2 separate regions of the Homo sapiens genome follow, and region 2 is linked to region 1. The links are chromatin loops, found by intact Hi-C in ENCODE. Cell type or tissue: mammary epithelial cell. All regions are shown on one strand.

Region 1 (2,500 bases):
TAAAATCACTGTCAATGCATATGTAAATGCTCTGTAATAAGTATTCAGGGTGCCCAATAGGTATATGACAGAGTTGTAACATTTTGCCACTCAATCACCTTCCTTTGGACTCCCACAGAACTCACCCGTGAGCTTAAAATTCTGGAGCACAGAAGGGACTCTGAAAAGGTCAGATACACTAAAAATAAAAAATGTCACCAGGTGTGGTGGCTCACACCTGTAATCCTAGCATTTTGGGAGGCTGAGGTGGGCGGATCACTTGAGGTCAGGAGTTCGACACCAGCCTGGCCAACATGGTAAAACTCCGTCTCTACTAAAAATACAAAAACATTAGCCAGGCATGGTGGCGGGCGCCTGTAATCCCAGCTACTTGGGAGGCTGAGGCAGGAGAATCGCTTGAACCCGGGAGGCGGAGGTTGCAGTGAGCCAAGATCGTGCCACTGCTCTCCAGCCTGGGCGACAGAGTGAGACTCTGACCAAAAAAAAAAAAAAAAAAAAAATCTACATTGGGTTGACATTTTATAAAATGTACTGTATCTCACTTGATCATCAAAACTCTATAGGAAAGGCAAGTGACTGCTATGTAGTTTTGTTTTTTAAACAAATGATGATGCCAGCGTGGGGGCTCATGCCTGTAAATCTCAGCACTTTGGGAGGCTGAGGTGGGAGCATGCCCTGAGGCCAGGAGTTCAAGACCAGACTGGGCAACATAGGGGGAGGCCCCATCTCTACAAATAAAAACAAACTCTCTGGGCATGGTGGCATGTGCCTGTGGTCCCAGCTACTTGGGAGGCTAAGGTGGAAGGACTGCTTGAACACAATAGATTGAGACTGCAGTAAGCTGCAATCTCGCCACTGCACTCCAGCCTGGGCAACAGAGTGAGACCCTGTCTCAAAAAATAAATAAATAAATAAAATAAATAAATAAATAAATAAACAAACTAAAGAGGAAACAGACCTAGAGAAGTTATTTAATTCAAGATCAAACTAAGTGGCAATGCTGTGACAACAATACCAATCTTTCAACTAAAACTATATGCCTTTTTACCCCATTAGTGCATACTATTGTCTGGTAAACAGAAAAACAACAATGGGGCAAAGGCCATAATATTACAGGGTACTTCACTTTACAGTTTAGAAAATCTTATATATTACTATTATTATATTTAATCTCCAACTCTGAAGTGGTACTATTCTACAGAGAACTGAGAGTTTATGAGTTGGTGCCTAGTTACTGGATATTGGAAAGTGCTAGCTGGTATGTGGAAGGGAGAAGTGGTCAATCTTGTCTAGAAGTCTGAAAACTAGCCATCATAGACCATTTACCCACATATCTTGACTTCTGAGATCACAGTGATTCACCAGTTCAAATAACTTGGGGAACACCAGTCCATAATGAATGACTAAGAAATTCCAAAAAGCTTTCTAATCTAAGCCTTCTTCAACAGAATCTTATACTAGATTCTTTCAGGAAAACATACAACTCTAAAAATCTAAGGTGAGCCAACACCCTTCAAGGAACAATCTAATCATTTCAAAAGATTACTGAAAAGTGTAGGTTTAATGACACTAAATTTTCTATTTATTACACACACACACAAAAAATCAAGCACAAACAAAACAAGCAAACAAGCCATTTACTGAAAATGACTGAATTACTGGTTTTATGTCAACTTACCACTGAAATGCATTATAATGGAAGTAGACCAAACCAAGACCATATAAAAAGGCAGCATTCTGTAAAGGAAGGGAAAAAGATTTTTAGGAAAAATACTTGTATCTAACATATATGATGTTATTATTGTAAAATACGGTATCCAAGATGTTTTAAGTCCTAAAATTCTATCATGCATTACAATATATTTTTAAAACACCAAAATAACAGTGATCAGATGGCACAGATTCCAATCAACTTAGAGAGGTATTCCAGCCCTGAAATAAAAATATTTACTAGCAGAAATTCTATGGTCAAATCTAAAATTAAAAATCTATTCTTCAGGAATAAGAGAATGCTCAGCCTATGTTATCCTATTCTCTCTTGCTTGTATCTACATTCTTCCTCTGGTTCTTTTTGTTTCTTGAATTGGATTTAATTTTATATTTAGTACTGCCAGGAAGGTAGTTAGAATTCAAAGGAAATGCACAGTATAAACCTAAAACAAATTTTAGTATTTAAGAAAAATAGCATCATGCCAATCATCACCTAGGCATTAACATCTTGTGCTTTAAATATCATTGACTCCTTTTGCAGTATGAAACAAGACATGTGTCAACACTTATCCTGACTAACTTTGACCTCTGGACTCCTAATAGGATCCAGCTATTTATATAATTTATATTTATATAACTCCATGATTTTTTTTCTTTTTTTTTTAAAGAGACAAGGTCTCGCTCTGTCACCCCAACGCGATCACAGCTCACTGCAGCCTCAAACTCCTGGGCTCAAGCAATCCTCCCACCTCAGTCTCCCAAGTAGCTGGGACTAAAGGCATGTGACACC
Region 2 (2,500 bases), 75 kb after region 1:
TCATTGGCCTAATTTCAATACTGTGTCTCAGGGAATAGGAGAGGAGAGGGAGAGAGACCAGGGAATGGCCAGTCGGTAGAGCAGTCAGAACACATACATGTTTATTAATTAAGTTTACTATTGCACATGCGCACAGTTCATGGTGCCCCAAAACAATTACAACAGTAACATCAAAGGTCACTGATCAATGATAATCATAATAGATACAATAATAATGAAAAAGTTTGAAATAGTGTGAGAATTACCAAAATGTGACTCAGTCACTGAGTGAGCACATGCTGTTGGAAAAATGGTTCCAATAGATTTGTGATACACAGGACTGCCACAAACCTTCCGTTTGTTTACATATATACATATATGCAAAGCACAATAAAGCAAGGTGTGCCTATAACTCTCCTGTTCCTTCTTTCATGTTAATCCATTTGCCCCTAACCAAAAATATTACAATTTATGTTTCTCTAATCCATTGAAAACATCTCCTCCCTACTATTCAGGGTTATAGTATCATTTCAGTATCTACAAAATCTAAAACATAAATTTTATAATGCCACATCCTCACTTTAAAAAAAAAAAGGGTCAATGTATCATCAAACTCACTGCTACTCCCAGGGCCTAGGATAGTATCAGTAAATCATGAAAAGTTCTAATGCAATCTATAGTAATCATGGTGTATCCTAAATAATTTGCGAAGGGTCAACAAAACCTTTCTCTTCTATGAACAAATTTGACCTTGGCATCCTTTACTTCTAAAGCCTGATAAAGGTTGTATGTCAGTTGTATTACAGGCTAAGCATCCCTAATCCTAAATCCAAAATGCTGCTAAGTCCAAAATGTTTTGAGCAATGACATGATGCCACAAGTGGAAAATTCCACACCTGGCCTCTTGATGGGTCACTGCCAAAATTTCGTTTAACAAAATTATTTAAAATCTTATATAAAATTACCTGTAGGCTATGTATATAAAGTGCGTGTAAAACATAAATGAATTTCATGTTTAGACTTAACGTTCCATCCCCAAGATCTCTCTTTGTGCATATGCAAATACTCCAAAATCCGAAACACTTCTGGTCCCAAGCATTTCAGATAAGGGATACTCAACCTGTAGTAGTAACAATGATTATGGTGAAAATTATCCCTGATTAATGAAATAAATCTAGAGTCAGAGAACTGCAAATGAACTATAAATATCTGCTAGGATGCCACAGCTTTGGGATTTCCTCAGAATACTATTTAACTGAGCATATCTCTATAGAGAAAACATGGAAAGTATGACCACAAAACTGTTAAAAAAGATATTGGTTCCTATTTGGGGGTGATGGGGCAAGGGAGGGTGTTTCTAAATCAAGTATGGTAGGCTGAAAAAAAAAATATTACCTTATCTGGTAAAAAGATGGGATTAAGATAAGGATCCTGAAAGGAGGCGCTTGTCCTGCATTATCTGGGTGGGCCCCAAATACAATCGTATGTGTCCTTTTATAAGATAGCAGGAGTTTTCAGGCACACAAAGTAGGCAGTGATGTTAAGACCAGCCACTAGAAGGTGGAAAAAGGCAAGGAACTGATTCTCCACTGGAGCCTCCAGGAATATGGCCCTGCCAACACATTTATTTCAAACTTTTAGCCTTTACAACTGTGAAAGAATAAATTTCTGTGTTTTCAATCACCCAGTTTATAGTTATCTGTTACAGAAGCCACAGGAGGAAACTAATACACCAGAGTAGCTCTGCAACCACCTTTGTGATTCTCATTCTCACATACCTGAGCTGTCACTCATGGACCAAACATAAGCCCCAGGAATCCTGCAAGAGCAAGGCATTGCTCTGCTGGCATGCTGTTTCCTGCGCAATATCCTTCTATGTCAATATGATGCCAAGCGCGACCTGATCAGGTCTTACTTGTCTGAATGACTATTTAGCCTAGAGTTCCCTAGCGGACAACTGCAGTTACTAATGATATTTATAGTGCCAAAGTATCCAAATGCTTTGCCTTTTTTAATGCCATGAGAGCTAAGTGTAGTAGATAGACTCTGAAACCTGACGGGCTAGGTTTTGAATTTTAGCTTCGTACTGTTTGGCCTTGGGCAAGTCACTTAATCTCTTTGTGCTTTATAAAACAGGAAGATTTTATAGCAACTACCCCAAAGGATTATTGTAAGAATTAAAGGAATACATACCATAATTTAAGATTTTAAGGAAAAATCAGAATTTTTGAAAACTTGTACCCATCGCCACCGTGAACTTTATGAATCACAATTCACAATTTGTATTGTTGTCACCACCCACCTATTTCATCAAGACTCTGAAGTTAATTACAGTTTGGCTGTACATCATATTCTATTTATAACTGTGTATATATCCCTTTCTCATTCTTGATATTTTATATTTATGCTCCCCTTTTGCCCTCTCCCTAAGCCTTACTAGAAGTATGTGTATTTAGCTCTTTCCAAAACCAATTTTCGGATTTCTTTAAGAACACATTTTAAATGCTGTACCACAAATCAC

What was found. A loop is a pair of places that touch in the nucleus more often than their neighbours do. Peaks named below come from ENCODE experiments on the same cell type or tissue, not always from the same donor. Only the 100,000 strongest peaks of a DNase experiment are listed, where the experiment ranks them.
Region 2: a loop joins it to region 1, with 1.9 times the contacts of the local background. A loop is called at or near these places in 2 of 110 quality-filtered maps.

What each region holds. Positions count from the first base shown.
Region 1 is chrX:45,010,198-45,012,697 of GRCh38, reverse strand. It overlaps KDM6A (lysine demethylase 6A), which reads right to left. Exons shown (of 30, transcript NM_001291415.2): 5 at 1,679-1,737. Among named protein-coding and RNA genes, the nearest start is that of KDM6A, 140 kb to the right of the region's middle. In mammary epithelial cell, no CTCF peak of the experiment used is centred here; a DNase peak (open chromatin) is centred at 1,367; H3K27ac peaks cover 344 bases.
Region 2 is chrX:44,935,192-44,937,691 of GRCh38, reverse strand. The region is part of intron 2 of KDM6A (lysine demethylase 6A); the gene reads right to left. Among named protein-coding and RNA genes, the nearest start is that of KDM6A, 63 kb to the right of the region's middle. In mammary epithelial cell, a CTCF peak has its summit at 1,516 (motif pointing right); a DNase peak (open chromatin) is centred at 1,801.